2 separate regions of the Homo sapiens genome follow, and region 1 is linked to region 2. A link is an interaction called in ENCODE POLR2A ChIA-PET data of the cell type or tissue named here. Cell type or tissue: GM12878. All regions are shown on one strand. Each heading gives the region's core, and the rest is flanking DNA. Links, peaks and the distances in the headings are about the cores only.

Evidence for each region. Peaks named below come from ENCODE experiments on the same cell type or tissue, not always from the same donor. Only the 100,000 strongest peaks of a DNase experiment are listed, where the experiment ranks them.
Region 1: POLR2A ChIA-PET joins it to region 2 with 8 read pairs; 4 of 35 experiments call an interaction of 5 or more read pairs at or near these places.

The regions. Positions count from the first base shown.
Region 1 is chr2:64,922,753-64,939,473 of GRCh38, forward strand. It overlaps LINC02245 (long intergenic non-protein coding RNA 2245), which reads right to left and starts at 9,695. Exons shown (of 3, transcript NR_036586.1): 1 at 9,593-9,695. RefSeq lists enhancers at 10,070-10,209, 10,250-10,319, 10,360-10,509, 15,389-15,944. In GM12878, for the core only: a CTCF peak has its summit at 12,072; a DNase peak (open chromatin) is centred at 9,959; H3K4me3 peaks cover 6,928 bases; H3K27ac peaks cover 6,974 bases.
Region 2 is chr2:64,734,274-64,750,994 of GRCh38, forward strand. No RefSeq gene overlaps it. Among named protein-coding and RNA genes, the nearest start is that of SERTAD2, 89 kb to the left of the region's middle. RefSeq lists an enhancer at 4,085-4,144 and silencers at 11,428-11,507, 16,049-16,118, 16,450-16,721. In GM12878, for the core only: no CTCF peak of the experiment used is centred there; no DNase peak of the experiment used is centred there; H3K4me3 peaks cover 2,162 bases; H3K27ac peaks cover 2,464 bases.

The DNA of each region.
Region 1 (16,721 bases), core at 5,752-13,751, 190 kb after region 2:
TAATTCGTAGCCAATCAGCAGCCCCTAGGAAGCTAATTTTACTGGTCTCCTATTATTATTACTTCCTATTGAGGTCATTGACCTCAGGTTTTGCCAACAGCCTTCCCCTCCCGCAAAGGCAACTGGCGCCCCCTCTCAACTCTTTCCAGGTCAGCAGCAGCAAATAGCTAAAATTTGCTGTGAAATCTTGGCTTGCAGGGCCCGTATTGATTTTGTTCTCGAAGCCTTTCAAGTAGCCGCTGCCCTGTGATCTCCCTGCAAAGCCCCTTACAAAACCCAGCAGCTTCCCCAGACAGCTACTGGAGACACATATGCTTCTAGAAAGAAACCCGGACCCCTGGGCCACTAGAACCAGTCCTGTCTTTATCTCAAAGCCCCAAGGTCTCAGAGCTCAGTGTGTTTATCAGGTCATTTAGCAGCTACCCAGGTAATGGTTGAGGAGCATGGGCAGGAGGCTCCTGCCTCATCACCTTCCTCTCAACAGATATTGATCTCGTTCCACTATGTGCAAGGGAACCACACACAATGCTCCCAGGACCTTTGACGTCCCAGTGCTGCTTGTTGGCTAGGGTAGTGGTAAACAAAGGAAAGGCAACCTTAGCTGAGTCCCTGCCTCCATTCTTGCCAAAATTTAAACCAGGTCAATTTTTCCGGCCTAGTGCACCCTTTAACTTTGTTGCTGAACTGTTTGCTAGTCCTGGTGGCTCAGCAAGGACTAGGGAAGGCAGGTGGCCTGGCTGAGACCCTGCAGCTCAGTTCCTGCCACGGACTCAGCACTAGCCAGGTGTGTGGCCTTCAGACAACTCACTCACCTCTCAGTGCTGTTTTCACACATCATTTTCTAAGTTTTGTGGAAGTAAGACCACAGGCCAAAATGCCACACTAGACTAACAGAGAAACCTCTTCCAGAAGTTTCTGCAGCAGCCCACACACTAGTGATGATGGTGAGTGGATGCTCCCTTGTAAACCAGATGCTTGTGAGGCAAGAGCTGCCTATGTCTAGAAGGGTGTTTTGTTTTTTGTATTTTTGTTTTTTTGAGACAGGGTCTCCCTCTGTTGCCCAGGCTGGAGTGCAGTGGTGCAATCTCAGCTCACTGCAACCTCTGCCTCCCAGGTTCAAACAATTCTCCTGCCTCAGCCTCCCGAGTAGCTGGGATGACAGGCACGTGCCACCACGCCCGGCCAATTTTTGTATTTTTAGTAGAGATGGAGTTTCACCATATTGGTCAGGCTGGTCTCGAACTCCCGACCTCAGGTGATCTCCCTGCCTTGGCCTCCCAAAGTGCTGGGATTACAGGTGTGAGCCACTGTGCCTGGCCTCTAGAAGGGTTGTAACACAGATAGTTGGAACAAAAAGGTATTTCCATCCTCCAAGGACCTGTCTAGACATGAAGGCTGACTGTGAGAGGAGAGATTTAGAGGAGATGGGTCACCATGGGGGTCAGACCCACAGATGGGGATGGGGAAGAAGAGGTGATAATCCTTAGCAACCTACGTACAACCACAGAAGCTGGTGCTGGCTAAGTCAGGCAGAAAAGAAACTTAGTGAGAGGATACTGGGTGGCCACACAATGGTGGGAAGACAGAACTGTGTCTGCAAAATGGGGAAGAAGGAGGGATGTCATGGGACTGGAGCCCACGTCACACCCCTGGAGGTAGCTTGTTCTGGTATCACTGGGTCTGGTTGTGGTGACTGCCCCTGTGGCCACTGTTAAAGTAGATCCCCACCAACCTGAAGTCTGAGGTGAGTGCCTCCAACCAGCCAAGCCCTAACCACAAGGGAAGCTTCGAGAGAGTGTGCCTTACCTTAGCAGGGGTCTTTGCCTAACACAAAGCTGACTTTGCCTCTCACCATGTTGAATGGGGTGGTCCCAAACTCAGGAAGTGGGGTCAAGGCTGGGTGGCCAAAAATTCAACAAATGTCCCAGAGTGGAAGGCCAGCTGATCAGTCTCTGAAACTGTGCTTACTGATGAGAGGTGGAAGCTATTCATGGGGCAACTGGGGGCTCCAACCGACAGTAACAGGTCTCCAGGAGGCAGCAACAGGGGCTCTCAGAGGAAGCCTCATCTCGTGACTCTCCATTGGGGACAGTGTTGGCAATGTCTGGGCAAGGTCTAGCTCCGTCACCTATGATGGGGTGCAGTGGCACAATCTTGGCTCACAGCCTCTGCCTCCAGGGCTCAAGCCATCCTCCTACCTCAGCCTCCCAAGTAGCTTGGACCACAGGTATACACCACCATGCCCAGCTAATTTTTTTTTTTCTTAATAGAGACAGGGTTTTGCCATGCTGCCCAGGCTGGTCTCAAACTTATGAGCTCAAGTGATCCACCACCTTGGACTCCCAAAGTGCTGGGATCACAGGTGTGAGCCACTGTGCCCAGCTGATTAAATCTTAAAGCTCCAAAATAATCTTCTTTGACTCCATGTCTCACATCCAGGCTGGGTTCTCACATCTTGGGTGAGGGGTGCTACTGGCATCCAGTGGGTAGAGGCCAAGGGTGCTGGTAAACATTCTGTGATGCCCAGGACAGCCACATGCCCCCAGTGAAGAATTATCCCACTAAAATGTCAACAGTGCTGAGGCTGAGAATCCCTGATTTATTCAGAGGTCCTCACAGGTCAGCTCATCAGGCATGTCTGCAGAGAGGACAACAGCCTGGACATGTGGCCTGAATTTTGGGGGAGACCCATTCTTGTAGCAAGGACAGGGGAAATGAACTGTGTTTGGAAAAGGCAAGGCAGGAACCCCATCCTAAGTGCCCCGAGCTTCTGGGCAAGTTATGATGACTGAGCCTCAGGAACAAGGACTGCATAGGTATTTGCTTACAACCTGAACGAGCATTCAAGATGCTGGAACAGGCAGATACTAGGGATGCAGCATGAAAGCCTGAGAGTCTGCAGTTGGCTGGGACCAGAGATGGAATGCTGAGGTGGTATGGTTTGGCTCTGTGTCCCCACCCAAATCTCATCTCAAATTGCAATCCCCACATGTTGCGGGTGGGGCCTGGTGGGAGTCCACCCCCATGATTCAATCACCAGTCTCAGGTAGTTCTTCATAGCAGTGTGAGAATGAACTAATACAGGAAATTGGTACTGGGAGTCAGGCACTGCTATAGAAATACCTAAAAATGACAAAGTGACTTTGGAATTGGGTAACATGCAAAGGTTGGAAGAGTTTGGAGGGTTCAGAAGAAGACAGGAAGATGTGGAAAGTTAGAAACTTCCTAGAGACTTGTTGAGTGGTTTTGACCAAAATGCTGATAGTGATATGGACAACGAAGTCCAGGCTGAGGTGCTCTCAGATGGAGATGAGAAATTTACTGGGAACTGGAGTAAAGGTCACTCTTACTATGCTTTAGCAAAGAGACTGGTGGCATTTTGCCCCTGCCCTAGAGATCTGTGGGACTTTCCATTTGGAAGTGATGACATATGATATCTGGTAGAAGAAATTTCTAAGCAGCAAAGCATTCAAGATGTGACCTGGCTGTTTCTAAAAGTGTATGCTGATATGCATAGAGAAAGAGATGGTTTGAAATTGGAACTTACATTTAAAAGTGAAGCAGAGCATAAAAGTTTGGAAAATTTGCAGCCTGACCATGCAGTAGAAAAGAAAAACCCATTTTCTGGGGAGAAATTCAAGCCAGCTACAGAAATTTGCATAAGTAAAGAGGAGCCAAATGTTAATTGCCAAGACAATGGGGAAAATATCTCCAGGGCATGTCAGAGACCTTCACAGCAGCCCCTTGTATCACAAGCCCAGAGGCCTAGGAGGGCAAAATGGTTTTATGGGCCAGGCCCAGGGCCCAGCTGCTCTGTGCAGCCTTGGGACATGGCACATGGGAGCCCACCTCTTACATCAGCATGGCCTGGATGTGAGACATGGAGTCAAAGAAGATTATTTTGGAGCTTTAAGATTTAATCAGCTGGGCACGGTGGCTCACACCTGTGATCCCAGCACTTTGGGAGCCCAAGGTGGTGGATCACTTGAGCTCACAAGTTTGAGACCAGCCTGGGCAGCATGGCAAAACCCTGTCTCTTTAAAAAAAAAAAAATTAGCTGGGCATGGTGGTGTGTACCTGTGGTCCAAGCTACTTGGGAGGCTGAGGTAGGAGGATGGCTTGAGCCCTGGAGGCAGAGGCTGTGAGCCAAGATTGTGCCACTGCACCCCATCATAGGTGACGGAGCCAGACTTTGCCTCGGAAAAAAAAAAAAAAGATTTAATGACTGTACTGATGGGTTTCAAAATTGCATGGGGCCTGTAGCCCCTTTGTTTTGGCCAACTTCTCCCATTTGGAATGGGTGCATTTACCCAATGCCTGTACCCCCATTTTATCTTGGAAGTAACTAACTTGTTTTTGATTTTACGGTCTCATAGACGGATAGGACTGGCCTTGTCTCTGATGAGACTTTGGACTTGGACTTTTGAGTTGATGCTGGAATGAGTGAAGACTTTGGAAGACTCTTAGGAAGGCCTGATTGGTTTTGAAATGTGAGAAGGATATGAGATTTGGGAGGGGCCAGGGGCAGAATGATGTGGTTTAACTCTGTGTCCCCACCCAAATTTCATGTTGAATTGTAATCCCCGGTGTTGGGGGAAAGACCTGGTGGGAGGTGATTGTATCATAGGGGCAGTTTCCCCCTTGCTGTTCTTGTGATAATATGTGAGTTCTCACAAGATCTGATGGTTTAAAAGTGCGTGGCACTACCCGCTTCGTGCTCTCTCTCTCTCCTGCTCTGCCATGGTAAGATGTACCTGCTTCCCTTTCACCTTCTGCCATGATTGTAAGTAGTTTCTTGAGGCCTCCCAGCCATGCTTCCTGTCAAATCTGTGGAACTTGAGTTGATTAAACCTCTTTTCTTCATAAATTACCCAGCCTCAGGTAGTTATTTATGGCAGTGTGAGAAAGGACTAATACATGTGGCTTCAGCTCTGGGGAGGAGAGGCAAAAGGGGTGAGGAGCCAGGAACTGCTGGCTTCCAGTCAGACCTTAAGGCCAACCACAGTTTAGTCCTTGGGTCCAGCCTCCTCAGTTGGGTTGTCATTGTCATCTCCTTAGACACATGATGGTGGGTGGGGTAAAGGGGACAGATAAATCAAGATCTCAAGGGAGGCAGAAATTTGTACAACTGGGAAGCAAGACAAATGTCTACTTGTTTTCATAATGCAATGGGCCGAAATTAAAGCTTTGCATAATATTCTTGGTTGGTGGTTTTTTTGTGTTTTTTTATTTTTTTAATTTTCATAGAGATGAGGTCTCACTATGTTGCCCAGGCTGGTCTCGAATTCTGGGCTCAAGCAATCCTCCTGCTTTGACCTCCCAAAATTGTGGAATTATAGGCATGAGCTACCCCAACCAGCCCAGGATATTGTTTAGAAAGTATCAAGAAACCTGGTATAAACAATATATCAAAGTTCTGTCTGATTTTCCATAGACACACAGATGGTGCTAATTTTCCATGTTGGTAAAATGCTTTGGCTTTTGCAAAACCCTTTCAGGGCTCTTAGCATCTCAGCAACCCTGTGAGGTAGCCATTAACAATCCCATTTGACAGGCAAGGAAACTGAGGCTTGAAAAGGCCGGGCAGCTCACCCACAGCCACAGGGCTAGCTAGAGCCTCAACTCTTCCTTGCCTTTCTTCTTCTGTAGGAAACATTTATGTCAGTTCCAAGGGGCATTTGAAAACTCCACGAACTCAGAGGTTGATCCACCAACCTCAGCCTCCCAAAGTGCTGAGATTACAGGCGTGAGCCACCACATCTGGCCTCTGTATACATTCCTTCCCCCCATTACCCCCCAGAAACAGGGTCTTGCTCTGTTGCCCAGGCTCTGGATACAGTGGCACAATTATAGCTCACGGCAGCCTCACACTCCTGAGCCACCACACCTGGCTATTTCTTATATTTAGTTATTTGTTATAGTTATTCCACTTGCCTGATCACCCTACTCCTTTTGGGTTTTAGGTTTTTAATTCTTTAGGGAAATCTGGTACTATTTCCTAGTAAAATGCTCCATATATCTTAGGGGATTCTGGCCCAAGATTAGGAAAGAAAATTGGTAGATAGGGGATGGCTGCTGGAGAAAAGTCTTACTGACAGCAGCAAGAAATGACAGTTATTAGTCTGACAGTGAGAGAGTCACTGTGACCTGGGCACTTTTCCTTTTTTGCTGCTTTACATTGTGGTGAGCCTGCTCTCTTCTTCTTGGCTGCCTTCTCCCACTTGGGTTTGGCACAATTTCCCCTTTGGGAAAAACAACGTCCTAGCAGCCATCTACTTATAATTTCTCTCACATGGCCAGGCACTCATTGGAGGCTGCTGTTCTTTGGGAAATGCCCTCTTCAGCAGCCTTGATGAATGTGGGGAGAAAGCCTCAGGAATTGGCTTCCCTTTAAGGAATATGGACTGTCCTTCTCTTTTACTAAATTGGTGCTAATTGCCATTGTGAACATTTGCTTGTTTCATTTTATTATCTTTTTGAGATATATTTCTTTTTAGTCCTAGGCTTATATTTAAACTAATGTGTAATTATTGTTTGGAATTCTTAATAATCCACTCAACCCTGCTCAAGAGGCAAATATTTTAGCACTGGAAAATATTTATATGTGTCTTCATGGTTTCTTATTCTGGATGCAACTATAAAATAATAAACTACAACAAATATCTTCCAAACAGTAATTATACATTTATTCATATCAGATCCCTTTAAGCTATTTCACTAGTTTGGTGGTGTCTAAGCAATATGGTGACATGCATTTCCTATCCAAGTCAACTGGGTTCCCTTTTTGCAGCTGACATCTCTAAGAGCTGAGACTCTTAATCTGCAAAAGTCATTTTGTAATAGCTTTCTTGAAGTACAACTGGCATACAACAAACTACATATATTTGAAGTATGCAATTCAACATGTTTTGACATATTTATACACCAGTGAAACCATCACCACAATCAAGATAACGTATCTATCACCCCAGAAAATTTTCTCAAGCCCATTTGTAATTTCTCACTCCTGCCCTTTTTCACCTTCCCCTCCTCATTTCCCAGGCAATAACTGAACTGCCTACTGTCACCATAAATGAGTTTCCATTTTCTAGAATTTTATATAAATGAAATTAAGCCATATGTCCTATTTTTACTGGCTTCATTCACTCAATGTAATTTTGTGATTCATCCATGTTGTGTTGTATCAATACTTCATTCCTTTTTGTTATTGAGGACTATGTCCACTGTATGAATACAATGCAATTTGTTTACCCATCCATGTCCCTGTTAAGGGACAGTTGGCTTGTTTCCAGTTTTGGGGCCATTATAGATAATGCTGCTGTGAGCATTTGTGTACAAATCTTTGTGTGGACCTACGCTTTCTCGTCTTTTGGGTAAATACCTAGGAGTGGAATAGTTGGATCTTACGGTAGATGTTTATCTAGCATATTAAGAAAGTGCCAAAAAATGAAAAAGAAACAGTAAACTGTTCTTTCAAATGTTTTCCATTCCCACTAGCAGGGTATGAGAGTTCTAGTTTCTTCACATTCTTGCCAAAATTTGGGATGATCAGTCTTTTAAACTTTAGACATTGTAACATATGCATAGTGGTATATTGTGGTTTTAATTTGCATTTCCCTTATGACTAATGATCATAAGGGATCATTAGTCAATGATGCCTTCATCATTGACTGATGACCAAAGCATCATCTTTGGTGAAATGTGGAATTAAATCTTTGCAAAAGTAAAATTTTGCACAGTTTAGTGTCCTGTGTCATTTATTTGCCAAACATCACAATGCTATGACCTGCTACTTCCTGACACACTGACTTAACCCCTCTAAGTGTGCATTCAAAATCCTAGCATCAGTAAAAGCCAGCATTTATGAGGTGCTTATTACATGCCATTGCCTGTGCTTAGCATTTTATGCGTACTAACTCAGTTATTCCTTACAACATCTCACTTTTTGGGTGAGAAAACAGTGACCCAGAGAGATGAAGCAACTTGCCCCAAATCACACAGCTAGTTCAGTGGTAGAGCAGGGGCTCAAAGTTGTGTGGGAAGTGGGAGAGAAGAATATAAAGAAGCATTGGTCTGCAGTTGAGAATTCATCTGCGGTTTTTCCACATCCTTTGTGCAGAAGGTGAATAGATCGTGGAATTGATCTGGAGTCCAGAATTTTGCCAAGTGCAGAGGACCACAGGGTATGATATCGACCAAGTTATTTGAAGTGACTGATTAGGTGATCTTGACTAGCTAGAGAAGGAAGACAGAAGAAAGAAAGAGCAACAATGGAGGAGTCAGAGGGCTCCAGGAGGTTGGAGGGCCATGACAGGCAAGAGAGTGCTGCAAACATGGATGATTTTGGCTAAAGTGAGATGTAGGAACTTGGGAATTCATAGGCGACAGGGCTCCTAGTACTGATGGGGTTCAGGCACAAGGAGGTTGGATACTGGCAATCAGGAAATGAAGGGCAATGTCACTAAATGGCTTGAGTCCCAAAGAGATAGTCATTTATTTTAATTTTTTTCTAGAGAAAAACAGTTTAGATGCATTCAGACTATTTTCTGTTTTTTCATTCACATGTTATTTTTTATGGAATGAAATCTATCAATATCTTCCTTTATGGTTTGGGTGATGTTTCAGGGTGTTCAATCATCCCCATTTGCATGGAACTGTTCAGTTTTAGCACTGAAAGTCCCACATCCTGGGAAATTCCTCAGTCCCGGGCAAATCAGAACAGTTGGTCACCTTAGAAGCCATGGACTCTCATACTTCAAAAATTACCAATAGTCTCGCAACCAGTTCTCTCCTTTCATTCTCATCCCTCCTCTCTTGCTGAATTATTATCCAAAATACAAAAGAACAAACTCACAGACTGGTAGGAACCTACATCTTTAATCCTAACCCCCGTTACCTGCTTTGGATATCCAACACTCTAACCAAATAGGCTTAATTAAATATGATTCCCCAAACACCCCCACCCCAGGTGTCTCAGTCACTCTGTGCTGTTATAAATGACTATATACTGGGTGGCTTAGACAACAGAGATTTATTTCTCACTGTTCTAGAGGCCGGGAAGTCAGATCAGGGCGCCAGCATGGTCGGCTCTGGTAAGGGACCTCTTCCTCGTTTGCAGATGACCATTCTCTCGTTGTGTCCTCACATGGCAGAGAGGATAGAAAGCAAGCTCTCTCCTGTCTTTTCATGAAGACACTAATCCCATTCATGAGGGATTCACCCTCATGGCCTAATTACTTTCCAGAGGCCACACCACCTAATGCCATCACAATGGGGACTGGGCTTCAACAAGTCGATTAGGGGGAAGGGGGGAGCCACAAGCATCCAGTCCATAGTACCAGGCTCTCATATCTCAGGCCTCTGTTCCTGGTCTTCTCCTTCCCTGAATTTTCTCTCCCTTTGCAGCCTGCCTGCCTCCCATTCTTCCTTTCAGACCTTCCTTTGAAGCAACCTTGTCTAGGAAGGCTTTGCAACCTGAACTCTTCCTCCTTAGATATTTATAGCTCTTTGAGCTCCTCTATTAATTATAACAAGGTAGTAAGTGACAGAACATCTGACACCAGATGGCTCAAACAAACGAAAAGCACCCTACCTTTGGAAGGTAGATCCACATTCAGGCATAGTCGGATTACAGGATCAGAGCATAGCCATCCAGATTCTGTATCTCTTCCTCCATCTCTCAACTCTAGGTTACCTCTCTCCTCGGGCAGCCCCTCCCCTCACAGCTGTAAGAGCATCGGCAGCTTCTTGGGCTGCATTTTTTCAGGGTATGGGAAAAGAGGAGGAGTTACTATATCAACATCCCCAGAGGCTGAAAATGCCCCTGACTGGACCACTTTATTCCATCGCTGTGGTCAGGAGGTTGTGCAGGGCCATGAGGCTGCACAGGTGGTTGTTATGCATTGCATGACACCAAGAGGTGCCATTCACATAGTCTGCAACACAGCTACCGGACCGAGCACACCCTTTCACCTCTCTGGGTCTCAGTTTCATGAGTCAGATAAGAGTGACAAATCTGAGGTCTCCTTTAGTCCTACAGATCTACCATTCCACCATTCTGTGACCTCCTCTGTTGAAATAGTATTTTAGTGGTTTGGCTATCTTTCCATGAAGAGTTCTTAAACTCTCTTTTTATCTATGTTCATCCCCCTCCAGAATAACAAGTGGGTGGTAAGCTTTTTTAAAAAGAGGAAGCAGAGAAGCCCAAAGAAATTAAGATGTAAAAATAGTACATTGTGAAAATTCTCAGTTCCGTGTTACCACTGGTCATATCTATTTGGCTGGACAAGTTATAATGTAGTCGCCATTTGCTGAGTGTTTGTTACATGCTTGCTTCTAAATGTTCCTTGTGTGTTACATCTTCTAGTTTCTTCTGGTGACCCCCATGGACTAGATGGTACTGTACCTGTTGTTCCCATTTTATAGACAAAGAAAGTAAGCCCTGGAAAGTTGCTCGGGGTGCATGTTCACCGAATGGTGGCATCTGGATTTGAACATATGTTTGCTGGGCTTCACATTTCTCTCTGACCCAACACACTGTGTCACTCCTTCGTCAGAGTCTCTGCTGGAGTTCATCGAGTCTCAACTGGGGGCTCTAGCCCAAGGGAGTGATGTACTTGCTGGTTCACAGGAACATGAGTGTTTTTAAAAGGAAGATTCAATTTTAATATAATTAATAATTATAAATAATAACAATTTTATATTTGGAAATTTTTATTTTCTGACAAAAGTATAGAAAGTAAAATTCAATAAAATACTCTTGGCTGGTTGCAGTGGCTCATGCCTATAATCCCAGCCCTTTGGGAGGCCAAGATGGGTGGATCACGAGGTCAAGAGAGTGAGATCATCCTGGCCAACATGGTGAAACCCTGACTCTACTAAAAATACAAAAATTAGCTGGGTGTGGTGGCACACGCCTATAGTCCCAGCTACTCGAGAGGCTGAGGCAGGGGAATCGCTTGAACCTGAGAGGCAGAGATTGCAGTGAGCCGAGATCGCACCACTGCACTCCAGCCTGGTGACAGAGCAAGACTCCATCTCAAAAAAAAAAAAAATACTCATGGCAAGTGGGGACACACAGACAAGAGAGATGCTTCTTCATGTATCAGAACCTTGGGTCAGGGATGACCTTTGAGACTTGTATGTCGATCTGAAGAAGAAATTGTTTTTAAAAAGCTGAAAAGCACAGATCGATACAATAATGGGCAGGTCTTATTTTAGTTAGTATCTGTTTCAATTCAGTCTCTACTTTGCTGCCCAGGGCTGTGTGTATGCCACTAACCTTTCCCAGGGAGTGCTGGTCAACCAGGAGAGCAGGCTGGATGTTGTAGGGGAGCCCTGCCTCTCCAGGCAGCAGCAGGTAGGTCAAGACTCAGACAGCCTCTCTTCCAAGCCTGGCTTCCTGGATCTTTGTCCAACCCTAACGTGTGATGGGAGGTACACAATGCAAAAATAACCAAAGAGACCTAACTGGGTTGCTGCTGAAAACAAGGGCTTTTTCATATGAAGATGTCACATTAAGGAAAGAATACCATGCAAGCTGATAGACGACTGTTCCGCAGGAAGGTGGAACCAAGGTGGTCCCTGCTTGTCCATGCATGGGGCACCATCTCTTGGTGTTTCTAGAGTAATGAATAAATGTTCTTGTATTCCAGTGAGTTTCCTAGTGGATAGTTCACTGACCTGTTTATTTGCAGGCCTAGATTCTTCTGTGTAAAAATGGAGACTTCATTTTGCCCTTGGCTTGAACTGGTGCTCAATACCCACAAGTCCTACATGATTCTGTCTACAAACTCGGTGGCGGTTGTTGGTGTAGTCCACCAAGTGTTTTTAGTACTCCACCTGGAACATGGAAAGATTATACTTCCTCCCCCCTTGAAGTTGGGTGTGGCCACATCATTTGCATTGGTGAGCGAAGGTGAATGGAACTGAGGTGTGTCACTGCCAGACAGGAGCTAGTGCAAGATTCATTCATCTTGCTCATTCTGGCAAAGCAACCAGCAACAATGGAGGCAGGGAAGCTCCATCAGCTTGAGTGACTCTGAGTGATATCTTGACATCACTCTGAGTGACTCTGACAAGCACAGCCTCCTTGTGGACTCCTAACGGACATGCAGCATGAGAAATAAATCTTTGTTCCTTTAAGCCACTATAATATTGGGATTATCTGTTACTGATACATAATCTAGTCAATGCTAACTGACACAAACTCCTGCTCCCTCCAAGAATGGTACCACCCCATACCTCAGTAATTAATAATCCACTGTTTTCCTCTAATTCATCACTATTTCATGCATTTTAGGTTTGTGCCTACAACTGAACTGTTTGAAACCAAGCCTCACATGTTATGCTTCCATATCCTTCACAATAGTAGAGTGTAATGGCTAAGTGCACTGGGTTTAGAGTCTAGCAGAACTGGGTCCAAACCCAGACCTATTCAGTGTGACCTTGGCCAAGTGATTTAACCTAGAGGAGCCTCGGTTTCCTTATTCCTAAAATGGGGATAACAAGGCAGCCATCCTAGGATTGCCAGGAGCTTGGGATTTATTAGATCCCTGGGACTTAGCAAGAAGCCTGACGCAAAGTACGAGCCTAATGGTTTAACTTCAACAGTGCTGAACACACATGAGGTGCTGACTTGCTGTGTGATTGGTGCCTCCTTTTGATGAGCAGAGTCTTCCAACTTTGGGCCCACAACCATAGCAACTTATAAGTCCCCCCTTAGAACTAATAAGCCCTCAGATATTTGGAGACAGCTCTCATGAGTACCATTCAGACATATTCTTGTAAAATAACATCATCAATCAAAACCACAATGAGATACCACTTCATATCTACTAGGATGGCCACAATGAAAAAGACAGACAATAACAGGTGTTGGCGAGGATATGGAGAAAGTTGAACCCTCATACGCTGCTGGGAGAATGTAAAATCATGAAGAAGTTTTGACAAACAGTCTGGCAGTTCCTTCAGCAGTTAAGCTTAGAGTTATCATATGATATAGTTTGGATGTTTGTTCCTTGCAAATCTCATGTTGAAATTTGATCCTGGTGTTGGAGGTGGGGCCTGGTGGGAGGCGTTTGGGTCATGGGGGCGGATCCCTCATGAATTGCTTGGTACCCTCCCCATGGTAATGGGCAAGTTCTCACTCTATTAGTTAAGGCAAGATCTGTTTGCTAAAAAACAGCCTGGCACCTCCTCGTCTCTCCTGCTCACTGTCTCACCATGTGACATACCTGCTCCCCCTCCACCTTCTGCCATGAGTAAAAGCTTCCTGAGGCCTCACCAGAAGCTGAGCAGATGCCAGTGCTATGCTTGTATAGACTGCAGAACTGTGGGCCAAATAAACCTCTTTTCTTTATAAATTACCCAGCCTCAGGTATTTCTTTATAGCAATGCAAAACAGATTAACATACCATATAGTATAGCCCAGCACTTCCACTCCTAAGTATGTACCCAAGAGAAATGAAAACGTTTCCACACAAAAACTCACATATGAAAGTTCATGGAAGAATTATCCGTAATAGCCAAACAGAAAAAAAAACAACTCAAATGTCCATCAACTGATGAATGGTTAAACAAAATGTGATACATCCATGCAATGGAATATTATTTGGCCATAAAAAGAATAACACAAGCTAGAATACGGATGAATCTTGAAAACATTATGCTAAGTGAAAGAAGCCGGAAACAAATGTTCCCATGTTGCATGACTCCATTTATATGAAACGTCCAGAATAGGCAGGTCCACAGAGACAGAAGGTTGTTTGCTGGGGGCTAGTGCTGTGGGATCAGGAATTAGGGAGTAATGGCTAAAGGGTGTGGGGTTTCTTTATGGGGTAATGAAAATGTTCTGGAATTCATGGTGATAGTTACAGAACTCCATGGATATACTTTTAAAAACCCCTCTGATTCGTACATTTTTAAAAGATGGTTTTATGGTATGTGAATTATATCTCAATTAAAAAATATATATCCTCTTCCACAAAAGCACAGGTGGGTACCTGTCCGCATGGAAAACTTTTCTTAGGGCAGGACATTAAGACATTCATGCAGCATGTGTCTTTAGAAACTTACAACAAAAGGTGGCAATGAGTTCTGCCCTCACCTGTGAAAGGTAAACATCCTTTCTCCAGAAGAGCCTGCTAGCCAGGAAGGGCAGCTTGGAGCCTCTCACAAAAAGTCTGCAAGGAGCAGCCCAGTCCTGACTTCTCTGGGCACCTGGGAGTTGGATTCAGCATTCTGTGCAAACACACACACTTGGCCAGAAAGTCCTGAAGCCAGTTTCTTGTATGGACAACAGAGGAAGGTGCGAGGAGTGCTGGAAGTGAGGGGCCTGAAGGAGGACACAGCCAAATAAGATGAGACTTAGCTACACTGAGGTTGTCCCTGTAAGTCAATGGTGACCACTCTAAGGATAAGCCAGTAAGTCAGTGGCCAGCTTTCCCACTCTGCATATTTCTCTTACATTCCAGGTGACATCACCTGGGGTAGCAGACAACACCAGTTGCCAGTAGTTCTCAAAGAATGGTCCCTGGTCACTGGCATCACTGGGAAACCGGTGAGGGAGGAAACTGAGAGGAGGAGCAAAATCTCAGTTTGAACAAGCCCTCCAGGCAACTCCAGTGCACGCAAAGTTTGAAAACCACTGGCCTGAGGTGGGCAGATCACTTGAGGTCAGGAGTTTGAGACCAGCCTGGCCAAAATGGTGAAACCCCATCTCTACTAAAAATACCAAATAGCTGAGCATGATGGCCGTAATCCCAGCTACTCATGGGCTGAGGCAGGAGAATCGCTTGAACACAGGAGGCGGAGGTTGCAGTGAGCTGAGATCATGCCACTGCACCCCAGCCCAGGTGACAGAGCTAGGCTCCATGGCAAATAAAGAAAAAAAGAAAAACCACTGGCTTACACTCTGGCCGTGGTCACCTCTCTTCCTCATTATCAGAACCCTGGCTTTGCTTGGGAAAGTGGGAATCAGGACCACATGCTCAGGACAGAAGAGAGACAGACAGGGACTCAGGGCCACTGAGAGCACAGAGCTGCTGCACCTGCCCTGACCCACACACCTCTAGTCTAGGCTTGTGCGGTTGGGAAACTTAAACCCCTAATTTGCTGAAGCTGCTATTTTCAGATTCCTGCTATTTACAACTGAATCCATTCTCTACCAGTGAACCTGGGGACAGGAAGTTCTGAAAACACCAGGTTTGTCCTGGTTGGAGAAGTGTGGGATTTTTCTCTTGCAGGAACCAAGCACATGGGCTGTCGTACACGCGAGGGGCCAGGGTTCAGAGCTAGATTTCTGGTTTCAGTTTCTCTGCAGGGCTGGGGCAGGCCAGCTGGGCCAGGCCATGGGTGAAGTGGGCGGGCTCTGACCAGAGTGCCAGGGGTGCCATCCCGGGTGCCCACGCCCTGCCCCCCTGCTTCAGCCTTAGCTGCTTTCTCCCAGGACCTGGCAGTTGACAACTCTCCCATGACAAAAAGTCTGCGCCTGGGTGGCTCCAGGGTCAGTTCAGTGACTCAATAACATGAAGCACGCTGGCTTTTTATTTTTATTTTTGTATTTTTTTGAGACGGAGTTTCGCTCTTGTTGCCCAGGCTGTAGTGCAATGGCGCAATCTTGGCTCATGCAAACTCCACCTCCTGGATTCAAGCAATTCTCCTGCCTCAGCCTCTCGAGTAGCTAGGATTACAGGCATGCACCACTATGCCCAGCTAATTTTGTATTTTTAGTAGAGACAAGGTTTCACCATGTTGGTCAGGCTGGTCTTGGACTCCTGACCTCAGGTGATGTGCTTGCCTTGGCCTCCGAAAGTGCTGGGATTACCGGCGTGAGCCACCACACCCAGCCCCTAGCTTTTTATTTTAATTCATTAATTAATTCAATAAAGATTTGTTGAATACCTATTAGATGCCAGGTGCTGCTCTAGGTGTTGGGGAATGGACCAGGGTGCTGCTCTCTGGAAGTTCACATTTGTGCATGTGTGAGAGTGATTGCGGGTCAGCATGTGAGTGAGAGAGTGTGTGTGCATGTATCAGGGAGCGTGAGTGCATATGAGTGTGAGAGTTTGTGTGTGAGTGCATGTGCGTATGAGGAAGTGTAAGAGTTTGTGTGTGAGAATAAACAAGTCCTTAAAGTGTAAAGTGCTAATATGCACTCTGAAAAACAATAAGGCAGGAAAAGGGAATAGAACGATTAAGAAAGGGGTGCATTAGAAAGAGAGTGGTCAGAGGATGCCTCTCCAAGGTGGTGACATTTACACAGGGAGCTGAAGCAAGTGGGTGAACAGGCCAGGTGTGGGCTGAGATCACTCCAGGCTGAGAGCATCCCAGGTGAAGCAGAACAGCTAGCGCAGAGGCCATGAGGCTGGAGCGTGCTGGAAACATTCAAGGATCAACAAGGAAGCCAGAGGTTGGCTTGGAGGGAGGGAGGGGGAGAGTAAAAGGATGAGATCAAAGAGGCAGTGGGGAGTCAGATCACATGGGGCTTTATGGATGTGGAATTTTATTCGTGGAGAGGGAGGGAGTCATCAGTGGGTTTTGAGGAGAGGAGCAATGAGTTCTGACTTCCAAACAGAGTCATCCTCACTACTGTGCACAGAACAGCCTGAGGGACGCCCACCATCCTCTGCTCCGCCATCCTCAGTGTTTTCACTTTACCTTTAGACTTCTGTCCTCCAGGTCACAGGATGGTTGCCATGGCTCCAAATGTGACACGTACA
Region 2 (16,721 bases), core at 5,712-13,711:
TTGCCCTTAAAATCCATCGCACACAACTTGAAGTTGTAGATCTTGCCCATGAGAAGCTCCAAGAGAGTACACAGGAATGACAGAATCAAGAAAGAAGCAAACACAAAGACAAAGCGCTAGTGATTGCTCTATCATTGGAGTATAAACCTTCAGTAATAAGTGGCAGATAATACACTCTGGACTCTTCGTTGCTTTCCAATCCACTGAATTAGACTTTTGTTCCATTCTCTCAGGTAGACCAAGAAGTAGGGGCAAGAAACACAGTTAAAACATTTCTCAACAGAGACGAAAAAGAGAAATTGAGTCAGTCCAACTGCTTAGTCTCGACTGGTTTTTACCTGCTTGATTGTCTGAAGACAAGAATACACCCTGATCCAGCAATGAGTATGGTCAACTGCACAGCCATGAATAAACGTTTCCCATACAAGACTTACACATCACGGCAAGGTCAGTCTTAACTCTAGTTGGGAAATTAAATGTTAGTTTGTTTGAGCTTTTGGATCTTGATCTTGGCTTTCTTTTTTTAGCACTGGGTAGTGGAAATAAAAATAAAATCAAGCTATTAGATGGGAAACAACAGACATTTCACTTTTCATTTCAGCCTCTGAGCCATTAGTAACAAACCTTGGCTAAACAGTAAAAGCATTTGTTACACAGCAAAGGGAATCTTGTCCACAAAACTTTTCTGCAAGGCACTAACATTTAAAATGTGCTCAAATGAAACCAAGCTTCATAAGTTATAATCATATTTCATCCTTCTTAAAAATAACCAATAGCACTTCAAGGAATGCAATATGAATTTCAAATTTTTATATTCTCAAAACTCAGCACTTTTAAACAAAATTATAGCCACAATGTCCCATTCTCTGGCTTCTTTAATAAAATTATAATTTATCTCAGAGTTTTGCTTTCATTGTGCAGCATTACAATTATAGAACCTAATTTGAAATGTGTTAGAATCATCAACACACACTTAAAGAGTTCCTTTAAAAAACATCTCTCTGGCTGAAAAGATTCATGCCAGCAGAAGCTCTGAATTATGGATCGAACCATCCAAAATCTGAGTATTTTCAGTATTCACAGAGCCTAACAGATCAATAGCTACTTCAACACTAAATCTAAAAATTAAAGACACTGAAAAAAAGTAACAGAAAGGAACAGGCCAGGGTTCAGCATCTTCCAAGTCAAGAGAGAGACCAGACTTTTCACCCTTCTTCCATTCTCTTGCCATGGAGGATGGCAGAGTTAAACGTTCTACTTACAGGGGTCAACAGGCATCAATAACTTTCATTCAAGAGTGATCCTGTCATTTTGGAAGAAAATTTAAAAGGGAAGAACATCCCATGTAATTGGGTTGTGGCAATTTTGCAGGAAGTCACAGGTGTTTCAGAAGTGCTTTAGAAATACCATAGCGAGAAAAATATGACAGTCCTTCTCTCTCTATTTTGAAAAGGGCATGCCTGAACAAAGACCTTCCATTGTTCCTGCATAGAGTATTGGAAAACATGTCTTTGGAAGATGACTCTCTCTTGCAGTAGGTATGAGAGGGTTCAAGACCAAAGAATCCAAAAGAGATTTATTGGTAAATTAGACACAATTTTTTTTTTTTTTGAGACAGAGTCTTGCTCTATCACCCAGGCAAGTGTGCAGTGGCGTGATCTCGGCTCACCGCAACCTCCACCTCCCGGGTTCAAGTGATTCTTCTGCCTCAGCCTCCCGAGTAGCTGAGATTACAGGCACCCGCCACCATGCCTGGCTAATTTTTGTATTTTTAGTAAAGACGAGGTTTTAACCATCTTGGCCAGGCTGGAATTAGACACGATTTTTTTTCTAAAGGAAATTCTGTGAAACTGGAGCAGCTACACTACTGTGGTGAGTCTAGATTTTCCTAAAATATCAAAGACCTGGTCTATCCTGGACAAACAAGTTACTATATTTCAAACAGCATTTTATTTTGCTTACCTTTTCATGGGTCATCATGGTTTTCTTTTCATAAAGGGGGAAATCTATTTCAACTCTGTGTTTATGGACAGCAAAGCTGAAGAGATTTTTTTTTCACATTTGATAAATATGTACAACACACTGTTTTTTCAGTGTTATTTTTAAAATATGGGGTCTTGCTATGTTGCCCATGTTGATGTCACACTCCTGGGTTCAAGTGATCCTCCTGCCTTGGCCTCTAGAGTAGCTGGGACTACAGGTGCATGCTGCCATGCCTGGCCTTGTACACATTGTTAACAATTTCCCTTCCTCGGTTTTGGAAAAATATCAAGTGAAGTTGAAATTATGTAAGATGTTTCTAGGGATATATTACAGAAAAATTTTAAAAGAAATATATAAGAAAAAAATAAGATGGGCAAGATAGGTTAATGGAAGGTCTGACCAATTTGCAAAGCTCACATAAAATGCTATGCCCTAGATAGTGAGGTGAGAGGTCAGGTAGGAGACCAGCCAAGGGAGAGTCACTTACAAATGCTTACCAGCGGCCAGGCGCGGTGGCTCACGCCTGTAATCCCAGCACTTTGGGAGGCCAAAGCGGGCGGATCACAAGGTCAGGAGATTGAGACCATCCTGGCTAACACGGTGAAACCCCGTCTCTACTAAAAATACAAAAAATTAGCTGGGCTTGGTGGTGGGCGCCTGTAGTCCCACCTACTCGGGAGGCTGAGGCAGGAGAATGGCATGAACCTGGGAGGCAGAGCTTGCAGTGAGCCGAGATGGCGCCACTGCACTCCAGCCTGGGCGACGAGTGAGACTCCGTCTCAAAAAAAAAAAAAACAAAAAAAAACAAATGCTTACCAGTATGGAGGGTGGCAGCATCAGTGGAAGATAGGATTTTATATAAGATTGAAAGGAGAGAAGAAAGAACAGGAATTAACATTTATTAAATATCAGCTTTGTGTTTGTTGTTTTACTTATTTTATGTCAGTAATAAGCATAGAGGTAGATATTATTGTTCCCATTTTACAGCAAAGAAAATGAAGTCTTAGAGACATACCCAACATCCATTCCTCCCTTCCTCTCCCTAAGTGAACGCCATCCTGGCTTTAGGGGTAGGGTTACAGGTTAGTCCAAGCCATCCAGGGCAGAACGCTCTCTGAAGACAGTTACTGATCCAGAAGTGGGCAGAGATGCCCAATCAGACAGGAAAACTGACGGTCCATCCCTGTGGAGAGGTTTCTGACTTCTGAATATGGTGATATATGGCTATAAACCAGCTGGAGGAAGGAGGTGAAACAAAGTCAGAGCCAACAAGGAGCCTGGCAAGGCAGAAGGACACTCAGAACCTGAGCTCCAGAACTGACCAACCCTGAAGCCTGCCCTGCCTCTGAATTTTTTTGTGTGAAAGAATACATTTCCTGATGATTCCAGTGAGCTTGAGGGCAGTTTCTAAAAGCATCTTAACTGATAAAAGAACTTCACTTCTGCAAGGTCACCTCCAGTGAACAGGCAGAGCAACTATTTGAACCAACACTGTTCCTTCTGACTCAAGACTGAACTTCTTCCACTAAACCACATTGTGGCATGAACTTTGAGAAATGTTTCTTTCTTCTCATTGCTATGATCATGAGTTGGGAGAGCTAGAAAAGATTTTACCTCACTAAACATAGAAAATGTGTTTACCTCATAAAAATGTTTGAAGTAGTGGCCTCACTTGTAAACACAGAGAAGAAATGCATATCTTTACCAGAAAATTTCCAGAATTCCATATTCTGTGAAACTTCTCACTTTATATGCATTTAATTTTTAGTAGGATATAAATTCATATGTCTTTAATGAACTGAATTTTTGAAAAGCATTCCAAGTTATTACCAATTTTCCTAGGGATGATAATGGCATTGTGGTTATGTAGAAAATGTCCTTATTCTCAGAACATATATTCTGAAGTATTTAATGGTAAGGACTCATGATGTCTGAAACTTACTTTCACATGGTACAGGAAAAAAGTACTCATACAGAGAAAGAGGGACAGACTCATAAAGCCAATACAGCAAAAGGTTAATAACTACTGAATCTGGGTAGAGAGAATATGGGTGTTTGTTGACTTATTCTGTTAGGTTTTCTACATGTCTGAAAAGTTTTATGATAGAAAGCTTGGGTATGGGGGAATACGGTATGAGAGACAGCATCATAGAGCACAGTGTGGCTACACATTACAATAACCCAGGGCCTCACCTCTGGGTTGTGGCCTGGACATAGGTGATTCCAATGTGTCCTGCTAGTGTTGTAAAAAGAGCTAGAGCTTTCAAATCACTCATTAATGCCCTGGTAGCCCCAACCCCAGAAACACAATTCTGATCATTTTTATAGACTATTTTTTTAATTCATGAAAATTTGCCAATGTTCTAAATTTAACATAGGCATTAATTCCAACAATAAAGAAGCTTCAGCCCAGCACTGTGGCTCACACCTGTAATCCCAGCACTCCGGGAGGCTGAGGCAAGAGGATTGCTTGAGGCCAGGAGTTCAAGAAAAGCTTAAACAACCTGGTGAGACTCCATCTCTACAAGAAAAAGTTAAAAATTGGTCAGGCGTGGTGGTTCACGCCTGTAATCCTAGCACTTTGGGAGGCTGAGGCAGGTGGATCACCTGAAGGTCAAGAGTTCGAGATCATCTGGCCAACATGGTGAAACCCTATCTCTACTAAAAATACAAAAACATTAGCCGGGTGTGGTGGTGGGTGCCTGTAATCCCAGCTACTCAGGAGGCTGAGGCAGGAGAATCGCTTGAACCTGGGAGGTGGAGGTTGCAGTGAGCTGAGATTGTGCCATTGCACTCCAGCCTGGGCAACAAGAATGAAATTTCGTCTCAAAAAATAAAATAAAATAAAAATTATCCAAGAGTGATGGTGCACACCTTGTAGTCCCAGCTACTGGAGAGGCTGAGGTGGGAGGATTGCTTGAGCCTGGGAGGTTGAGTCTGCAGTAGGCAGTGACCACACCACTGCATTCCAGCCTGGGCAACAGAGCAAGACCTTACCTCAAAAAAAAAAAAAAATTCCTGATATTATACATACAGAAATTTGCCTGATATATATACTGGGCAACATAAGGAATGTTTGATTAACATTAAACCACCAATTAACAAACTTATATTAAGGTATCTGTACTGTGCTGAAGACCATACAGGCAAGAATAATTGAACAAACCTGGTTCTTCCCTAAACAAATCTATTCATAGAGTCTATGGCCCAACATGCCAAAATTTAATGTATAACATGCAGGGGAGAAAAAGGAATATTTAAAAAGCATTAAGCCATTTAACCTCTTCCAAAAAAAAAAGAAAGAAAGAAAAGAGGAGGAAAAAGACTCGCTAAAATCATGCTCTTTACTCCTTGCCAAAGATAAGTCACAATCTGTTAAACTATAAGAAAAGGATTCCTTGAAGAATACACAACTCCAATTCTCCAAATTCAAATTTGGGCAAATTACTTAAAGATACTCCAGTGAGTCTTACATATGGTAAAAAAGCTCTCTAAGGTCCTATATCTAAATTTCAACGGGCACAAAGCCCTCCTTAATTCTATTTATCTTTCTTACTTGAAATATGTGTTTCTGGGGTATGAGATATAGGTGAATAAAGGGTGGATGAAATAAAGAAATAAAACATAAATAACAAACTTTAAAAATATAATTCTTGGCCGGGCATGGTGGCTCACGCCTGTAATCCCAGCACTTTGGGAGGCTGAGGCCAGGAGTTCGAGACTAGCCTGGCCAACATGGTGAAACCCCGTGTCTACTAAAAATACAAAAAATTAGCCGGGAGTGGTGGTGGGTGTCTGTAAACCCAGCTACTCGGGAGGCTGAGGCAGAAGAACCGTTTGAACCCAGGAGGCGGAGGTTGCAGTGAGCCAAGATCGCGCCATTGTACTCCAGTCTGGGCAACAAGAGCGAAACTCCATTTCAAAAAAAGGAAAATACCTATTATAAGAAATGTGTGTGTGTATATATATAATATACAATTGTATATATAATATATAAAATATATATTATATATAATCGTATATTATATAATACATAAAATATATATTATATATAATCGTATATTATATAATATATAAAATATATATTATATATAATCGTATATTATATAATATATAATATAAAAATATATATATATATATATATATATATATATATATTTTTTTTTTTTTTTTTTTTTTTTTTTTTCCCTGAGACGGAGTTTCAGTCAGTGGCCCAGGCTAGAGCACAGTGGCACAGTCTCGGCTCACTGCAACCTCCGCCTCCTGGGTTCAAGCAATTCTCCTGCCTCAGCCTCCCAAGTAGCTGGGATTACAGGTGCCCGCCACCACATCTGGCTAATTTTTTGTATTTTTAGTAGAGACGGGGTTTCACCATGTTGGCCAGCCTGGTCTTGAACTCCTGACCTCAGGTGATCTGCCTGCCTCGACCTCCCAAAGATAATAAGTATTTTATCCTGAAAATATACCTTACAATCTGGTTGGCTTTTTTAAAAGTTTTATTGATATATAGTAAGTGCATATATTTAAAATGTACAATTTAATAAGCTGTGACATATGTATACACCCTCAAAACCATCACAACTTTCTAGATAATTAACAAAATTAACACCTTTGGTGGCTTTTTGAATCATATAGATTGATGGTTCTAGGAGAAATCGTTTTCAGGAAAAGAAACTTTTCATACAGATAATCTTTTTTTTTTTTTTAAAAGAAGTATCCACATAAGTATCCGAATACTGTTATTAACAGATAAACATTGAGACTTTGGGTTTTTTTTCCCCTAATTTATTTATTTATTTATTTTTTTGAGACGGCATTTCGCTCTGTCTCCCAGGCTGGAGTCTAGTGGCACGATCTTGGCTCACTGCAACCTCTGCCTCCTGGGTTCAAGCAATTCCCCTGCCTCAGCCTCCCAAGTAGCTGGTATTACAGGCACGCACCATCACGCTCAGCTAGTTTTTGTATTTTTAGTAGAGATGCGGTTTCACCATGTTGGCCGGACTGGTCTCGAACTCCTGACCTCAGGTGATCCGCAAGCCTTGGCCTCCCAAAGTGCTGGGATTACAGGCATGAGCCACCACGCCCAGCCTTTTTCCCCTAATTTAAATATAAGAGATAAGCATACGTTGTATTATCCTATCTTAGATTTAGCTCCAAATGAACAAACACCTGTACTATAAAAACAGAGATTCTTACTATTTTCAAATATCCAAGAAAATGAAAACAAAAGCCACAGTCACATAATATTTCATTTGAGAATTTAAACACACACACACACATCAGGAACTTCAGCTAATTCCAAAGCAAAACAATTTAGAGAGATTATATCTATAAATCATAGCAATATATGCAAACTTCCTAAATTTGTTATATTAGGTCTGGAGGACACCCATCTTGTAGGCAGGGCTGCTCTAGGGAAAACCGAGGAAGAAAGCGTCTTCAGTAACTGTCAAAAGCCTCCAACCCACGTTTTATTCCCCTTCCAGTGATTCTTCCATTTTTTTAGGAACTTCCCTTGTCCATGGGGCCCATATTGATGTATCAGGCTTCTCAAAGCTATGAAATAATTTTTTTAAACAGCTTCTCACTCTGTCACCCAGGCTTGAGTGCAGTGGCTCAATCATAGCTCACTGCAGCCTTGACCTCTTGGGCTCAAGCCATCCTTCTGCCTCAGCCCCTCAAGAAGCTAGCTGGGACCACAGGTGTGCACCACCACCTATAGCTAATCTTTTTTGTGCAGAGACAGGGGTCTCGCTATGTTGCCAGACTGGTCTCGTACTCCAGGCCTCAGGCAATCTTCTCAACTCAGCCTCCCAAAGCACTAGGATTACACGTGTGAGCTACTGTGCTCAGTCTTGAATAATTTTTATTCTCAAGAAACTAAAATATATCCATACTGTGTCCATATATTCTATTCTCAGGTGCACTTTTTGCTTCCCAAGGTGATAGCTAGTGAATAATAAATGGGTAAAATGTGTGCTCCATTCCCTTTTCCTCCCCTCTCTTGCTGAGCCACTGCAACAGCTAGCGCAGAGACTATTCTACCCTTAGGTGTCCAAGGACAAAAAGAAAGCCTGCTAACCATTTTTGCCCAGACTTAAAAGGAAAGATGGATTCCCAGGAAGGCCACTTAAAACTTCTTCTAGAAGGTAAGTTCACTTGATGCAAGACTAGGCTTACTGTAGTGGTCCACCCTAGACTTCCCATTAAGCTAAATTACATATTGCCTAATATAAATGATTTAATTTTCATATGGAGCTCTTTTGTCTCTAACTGGACTGTGAATACCATTATAGGCAGATGCCATGTCTTACTATTAGTCTCTGATAGCCTCAAGCACTTGGGACATGTATTAAATATTAATAAAAATGAAACAATTAATGAAAATCATTATATGTTATACTGTATTAATGCTACTTGTACTGCATAGATACTTAGGTATATCTACTTTAATATTTGAGGTGGAAATGAACCCTAAGCATTTTATTTATTTGTTTCTTTAGGAAATTACATAGTACAATCATAGAAACAAAAAATTAGTTCTTAATGTATACTAGACAAAGAAAACTTAAGATTTTCTTGCCAATTGTGCAATATAGCAGAGACGACTCCATTTCCATTGTGTAATTTTCAGTGTTACCCTTTTTCTCAGGCTCTATTACAAAGAAAACAAAGCAATAGGATAAAACAACTTAAAAGTATAAAGAAAACCTAGGAGAAATTTCAGACTCTGTCCACTGTAAGGTTTTCCAGGGTTCAGAAATGAGGATGATTCATGATTTCTGTTGGAAACTATTGACATTATTGTTTTTAATATTTCAACTCAAATTCAAATAAAAATTGTCCATTTAAATGAAATTTTGTTTTAAGATTTAGGATTCCTTTTATACCAAGTCAGCAGGCATAAAATCCATGTAAAGAATCCTTATTTTTTTCAGGTCATTATTGTACAATGTTTCATTATAACTACTCCAAATAGTAGATAACAAGCTGTAAATACCCCCAAAATAGTTTGGAATTTCCATAAAGGCAAGTATATTCATCCCTCTTCTTCCCCGCTATATCATACGTGTTTAATAAGAGTAGCTGACCCATAGTAAGTGCCCAATAAATATCTGTTGAATTAACTGAATGAGTAAATGAATAGAAGCCCAAAATGGGACGTATAGGTATAAAAAAGATCAAACTTCTTCCATGAGGCATAGATTTTATAAAGTACCATTTCTGGGAAATATCTTATTTAATCAACTCCAAAACTCAGTTTATCTAATTTTGCATTCAAATTGTTTAAAAAGTAAAAATAGACTTTGCTTTTTAAATCAAAAGGAGGACTTATTTTTGTTTAATTAAAGCTTTTCTACTACTGATGTCTAAATATGTCAGATATTTTGAGAAACTATTAAATATTTTCTCCAGATCAATGACGTTTGGTCCGTACAAAAACTCTTACTTACAGGATTTTTATGTAAATCTTTCTTGTTTAAAAATACATTTTTTATACTCTGATTTTCTGGATAAAAAGAACCCTTAAAATCAAAACTAAAGTTAACTCAAAGGGATACATTTCATTTGAGTTGAAGCCATAGAAGACAATGAAGCTGATGGTTACTTCACCAACGACCATTAATCATTCCACAACGGTGAACCTTGGAAAATGTCACAGTGGACATGGTCTGATGTTCTGCCTGGCTTTAAAGAGCCAACAGCAAAACAAAACAAAACAAAAGGAGCTGCTCATTCTGGCTAATGTGATGTTCTCAGGCAAGCCACCCTCCTCATGGTCAGGTGGCAATGATCATGGCAGAAACCAACTCCAAAGCTCACCAGGGAACCAGACATGGAATGAAAAAAAAAAAGCTTGGATGAAACATTTCAAGATAATGTGAAAAGAAAAAAATCTGTGGGCTCCTCCACATAAAATAGATTAATAGAAAATCAGTAAATAATAAATATGTTACAGTTTTCCCTTGTTACCACCTCACACAAGCTATAACTTGGTCTTAGGTTTAAATAAAAACTCCTACTCCATACCTTATATAGAGGCAAATGCAAAGGGAGCTAACAAAAAAAAAAACCTGCTATGATCAAGGAAAAAGAATTCCTATGATTCTTGGGAGGCAGACAGGATAGAGTAAAATGAAGATGCTGCATAAAAAGAAAAGACAAACGTGGAAATATTAAGAAAACTGAAATACAATGTAAGAATAAAAAGAAGGGTGTGAAAAACAGATGAAATTTAAATAAAAGGTAGACTAGTTTGATCATTTTATTTAATATGTTAAAGGTCAATATTCAATACCAAAGAGTTATACATACCAACACACGACACATTATAAACATCAATGTGAACTTTAAATTCAAAAAGAAAACTGATCATTCTAAGTTTCAGTGGGTTGGCTACTGAACAGTAAGGACAATATGTTTTTTAAAGTTGCTTTCTGCTTAGAAACCTCACATTTGAGGATCACTATTCACTCTTCTTAAAGTCAGTTAGAAGAAATATTTCTTTACATGCCTTATTTGTTTTAATAGTTGTTATTCTGAGTAAACTAGAATTTCATTTTCGCTTAAAAAAGTGAGTAACATCATGAGGTTGTGACAATTCTGCTAATAATCACAGAGACATAAAACTGAATTCAAAGGAATGTATATAATGCTAATTATATACATTGACTTTTAAATTTTAATAATTCCTAACTCATTGTTAGGGACACAGTTTCTTAAAACGCAGCCTTTCCACACAGGCCTTCCCTAGCTTTCCTAAATACAAAATTAGCTGAAATAAATTAAATCCTCCAAGCCACTATATTTTGAAATAATGCATATTTCACTGCATTCAAGGTAAAAAAAAAAAAAAGTTAGTATAAAGAAGGGTCCTTTCCAGGGATTCCATTCTTCTCAAAAAAATAAAAATATAAAATAAAACAAGATGGGTCCTACAGCCAAGTAATCCTTTCGAAATTTAAAAGTAAATAATATGATTAATTTTTCTATTTAAATACACTGCTAATGGAATCTAAGTCTGAACATGTTTTCCTGCAATGCAAATATAAGTTTTATAAACTTTAACTTAATAAAATGTATTAACTCTCAAGATACCTGAAGTTTGTTCTCAAAAATATCAACATCTGTTATAACCCAGGATGTACCAAAATCTCAGTGTTACAACATTTAAAACCCCATTCAGCTAAACCAAAGTTCATTGCTTCTTTAAAAGGTACCATATATATATTTTTGTGAACATACTAGTAAGAAGTCTCTTCACATATAAAATTAAAAGGAAAAATGCCCATTAGGTAAAAAATCTGAAAGGTCACAATTTTTAAATAATGATGAACAAATATTCATTTATAAATGCTAATGTTTACTTTGTATTTGCTTGCATTGTGTCCTTCTCAAATGCTTTTAAAAAGCACTTACAACTGACCCCTACAACTTCCTCTGTGAGTGAGCAGAGGGTAACTGCCTTCACTCATGGAGAGTGGTAAAGGTTAAGTGTAATGCTCAAGGTCACATGCCAATCAGTAGCATCACTCAGTATAGAACTTCATGGACCTTAATTCTGAGTTTATGCCATAAGATAATGCATACGTTATTTTCTTCTCCTTTTGATTACTGACAAAGTGTATAGATAGTTATCCATGTTCCTAATGTTAGAAGACAAGGATAGAAATCGCAAGCCTCAAAGGTTATTTCTACCCTTCCTTGCTCTTCTTTCCAAATAATTGTACACAACAAACATTGTTTAAAAAAAAAACCTGCGGAAATTGTATATGTCTGTAAAACACTAATAAATACCCAAATGTCCTCACAAAAAAAAAAGCTGAAAGAAAGAAAGAGGTGTGACCTATAGAATAAATGGCACGCTAAAATGTGTCAAGTGAAAAATAGACTTTCGATCTTGCAACCAAACACTTAAGCATAGGTTCTAAGTGCTTATAAATTATTATTTTTTAAAGTTTCACTGTAGATTAGCTGCTTTAAATGTATCAAAACAAAAAAGGGCAAGTTTTCTAAATTAATTATTTTAGCCAATGAAAATGTAATATATTCAACTGAACTGGGTAACTGATGATTTGGTTAAACGAAGATTTATATACACAAAATTGCCCACATTGTAATAGATATTTCATATATGTGTTTGAAAAGTTTTAACAATGTGATGGAACACTGTAACAATTCTGAGTAGATTAGTATTCAGATTTTATTACCAAGGATCTCTAATGAAAGATAATTCTGGCTTTTTATAACTTCAGAGGGCTCAGTAATTAGACTGGATTTTATTGACAAGTAAAATAGAATGATTCTATAAATGAGGCAGGCGGTAGGCCCCATGAACTTTGCTTATTTTGAAAAATATATTCCCCAATTGAGTAACCATATTAAGCGTATGGTAAAGTTTAGAGTGTGTTTTATTTACTAATTACATATGCTTCCTTTATGATTCCTGCCACACTATTTAGTGCAGCTATTTCAATAGCTAATTATTTATTAAGACTGCTCAAGAGAAAGTTTCACTCTTGAATGGAAAGAGAATAAGGATGTGGTCCCTAAGGAAATGATGCCATTTTAAATTTCACAGGATTAGGCTGATACATTATTATTATTAATCTGTAACAGATAATAACATCATATCATCATTTTTGGGACATTCCAAATCTAATTCATATAATTCATATTAATTATTAACAACATCCAACTTAATGACAGAAAGTGTGGGAGTCAGATTTTATGATTAAAAACTGGACATGTCAGGTATCAAAGAAGGATATGACAGGCATACTTTTCAGACTATTTTCTGTTTAACCTTGAAAATAAAAAATAGTTCCATAATGAAGAGTAAATTATACTGTAATTCCTCTCATTTATTCTCTATTTGCAAAAATTGAGAAAGTGAAAATTCAATTCAATAATACAAATAATAGTATTACTTATATTTGTATAAGTATCACTTATAATGTCACTCAACTACTATAAACATGAGAGTAGCATTATTTAATTAATTTCACATGCATTAATTAAGCTTCTTTAAATAAAAGGTACTGGGCACTGGAGATTAAATTATAAATGAAATACTATTCTTACCCTCAAAGAGCTTTGTTTAACAGGAGGGAAAACCACAGATAACAGCAAATGTGTGATATGTATTACACTTTAATAGAGGTATGTACATTCTATTATGCAAGTTTAAATGAAAGGGGATCAACTCAATTCATTCAATAGCTAAATTTCTTTTTTTTTTTTTTGAAACAGGGTCTTACCAAGCACAGTGGCTCATGCCTGTAATCCCAGCACTTTGGGAGGCCAAGAGGGGTGGATCACTTGAGGTCAGGAGTTCAAGACCAGCCTGGCCAACATGGTGAAACTGTGTCTCTACTAAAAATACAAAAATTAGCCGGGCGTGGTGCCGCACACCTGTAATCCCAGCTACTCAGGAGGCTGAGGCAGAAGAATTGCTTGAATCTGGAAGGCAGAGGTTGCAATGAGCCAAGTCTGCACCACTGCACTCCAGCCTGGGCGACAGAAAGAGACTCTGTCTCCAAAAAAAAAAAAAAAAGAAAAAAAGAAAAAGAAAAAGAAAAAAAAACAGGGTCTCTGTTGCCCAAGCTGGAGTGCATGCAGTGGCGTAATCACAGCTCACTGCAGCCTCCACCTCCAGGGCTCAGTAGCTGGGACTACAATCATGTGCCACCACATTCAGCTGATTTTTGTATTTTTTGTAGAGACGGGGTTTTGCTGTGTTGCCCAGGCTGGTCTCAAAGTCCTGGGCTCAAAGTCCACCTCAGCCTCCCTAAGTGCTGGGATTACAGGCATGAGCCACTGTGCCTGGTCCAGTAGCTCTATTTCTTAAAGAGTCATACAAACTCTAGATTAAAAGTATAAATCTCATAAAACATTAGGCATATTGATAAAAATTTTGATTATTTTATTGATAACAATAAATTTATCTTTACAAAAAATTGTCTAAAAAACATATTCATATTTCAAGATATGCAAAGCACATAAGAGTTAAACTTGCAAAGATGCACCAAAGACTACTCAAGATCTTTGCATATATTAACTCATTCTGTGCGATCACAATAACCCTATGAAGTAGGTGCTATTATTTCCATTTTACAGATGAGGAAACTGAGGCTAACTTGGCCAAGGTCACAAAGATAATGAGGAAAAGCTGGGGTTTAAACTTACGGAATCTGGTTCTGGAAGCCCCACTTTTTTTTTTTTTTTTTTTTAATTATTTTGTAGAGACCGGATCTCACCATCTTGACCAGGTTGGTCTCAAATTCCTGAGCTCAAGCCATCCTCCCACCTCAGCCTCCCAAAGTGCTAGGATTACAGGCATGAACCAGCGTGAGGTCCTACTCTTAACCACTACACTAGACACCTCTCTAAGACTGCTGGTGATGATGGGGTAGCTAACCTGGAGTGCTCTGTGACATGTACTCTCATGCAACCTTACAACAACCCCTTGAGAAGTCATTCTTTCCATCTACAGGACAAAACCCACAAAAGCCAGGTTAGAAACGTCCCCCAAGGTCACACAGCCAGTGAGGGATGGTGGTAAGATTCAAACTCTGGCAGCATGGCTCCCTTGTGCTATGAGGTCTTTCAATAATTCAGTCTTACACTCATAAAAAAGGTCACATGATAAAATTTACTAAACAATTCAAAAAGGTTTTGTGTAAGTCTTCCTGAAACACTCTGGAAGGTTTTGGGGCTTATGACAAGCATTTCTTTAAGACAGCATTTACATTTAAGTCACTTTTCATCTTTACTACTTTGGGCTGATCATAAACACATTTCTGCTCTTTAAAAAGAAATATTTCTGTAGCAACTTGGCAGATTTCGGTACAGGAACAGTCTATTCTTTAAAATTAAATTTAGTAACAACTTATTCTGGTTACTCTGAAAGAGAAGGAGAGAATGAACTATTAAGAGGCCTTTCCTGTACTTTAATGTTTCAAAACATGTTTGGTTTGGCCTCATTTGAATCTTGTGGACAACTAGCCCAGAACTTGACTCAAAAAGAGTAATACCATTTTAAAACAGCTGAATTCTAAAAAGCAACCTCAGAAGCCAACTCTGAGCAACTATTTCTCATAATTTTTACTTTTATTTCAAACAAAATATGAAAGATGCATATGGCAACATCCTCATAAAGCATATATAGACAGGTATTTGTACTTCTGAGCTATGGACAACCAAGAAACCAAATCAAAATTTTACAAAATTCTGTAGTATGACATTGCTGAACAAGCAATGAAGTACACAAAAGATGGATATCAAAAGAGAAATAATCCATATTTCTCTCATATCCTTAACATGCTCCATTGTGTCCAGTGACTGAGAAATTTAAAACTCTGTGTTGTAATGCCTCCCTGTAACAGAGGTGAGCTAAAGATGAAGTGTCAAGCTGGATTTCCATCTTACCTTGCTTTCCCCCAACAGGTTCAAAGACTTCATAACCTTTGATACGGACTTGATATTTTTTCAATAGGGAACCCATAAAACTATTTTCAAATAAAAACACTAAGCAATGCCACTAGACAATCTGTCTTTCTCTGCTTTATCGCTGCCCTATCGCCACGCATTAAAATTAAAAATACCTTTCTGCCTTGCCTTTATTGAATAAAAGTTTAACTTTGAATTAGAAGAAAACGTACCCATCGTCCCTTTTACACTTTTTGCAGGTGATAGAATCTATCAGATCACATTGGTGGCTATCACTGCTCTCTAAGCATCCTAAAGACAGAAAGCATGCCATTACCAAATGTTTTATAAGCGTTATAATGCCCCGATGGTGGAAGTCTGGCAATACCTAGATATACAGCAAGGCTGGTGAATAAGGAGCTGAGGGGCGGAGGAAGCGGGAGCGAGGGAGGGAGGAAAGGAGGGAGTCGCCACCTTAAATCCACGCCGGACCGGGAACCTGCAGCCCACAACCTGATCCCTGCCCTCCCCAACAGTGGACCGGCCACCACATTTTTTCAGATCCTCCTCACCCAACCCAGCACAGCACTCACCCTTCTGCGAAGAAGTCGGCACCCAGTCCAGCTCCGAGACGGGTCGGGGTGGCAGCGAGGGAGGGGGCGTCTGGGCTGTGGGCGGGGGGTGTCTGTGCGTCACTCGAGTACAGGACGGTGAGTTCGAGGGGTGGGAGCGCAGAGGAGCGGGGAAATCAAGTCACGGCCGAAAAGGGAGAAGGAGAAACGGAGGGGTGGGGTGATGGAGCGCCCCCTCCCTAAAATAAACCCACCGGCCCCTACGATCTCTGCCCCAGAGAGGGAAAATAAAATCAGGGGAAATAATAGACCAACCAATAAATCTCTAAAACGACGAGGAGCGAGGAACAGACTTTAATTTAAAGGGGGGAAAATTGAGCGAGGGCTGGAGGGGAGACAGAGGGAAGCGGCTCTGGGTCTATCCCATGCCTTTGCAGTCCCCAGGCAGAGGAGGAGGCTGGCTGAGGGGAAGTTGCAGCGGCTCCCGAGGAGGAGGAGGAGAAGGAGGAGGAGGATGTTACACCGTAACAAGTACAGACAGACAGCCATGGATCAGAGGGGCGCTGCAAGCAGGAGCAGGGGCGGCCGCGGCGGGGCGAGCGGCGGCGGGCGGCAGCACCGCCTGCTCGGCTCGCTCAAGACATTTAATTGGATTGATGGGTTGTGCAGTGACTCACAGACTTTACAGAGTCGTACAGCAATCCCCGCCCAGCTGGACAGGGGTGATGCGGCGGG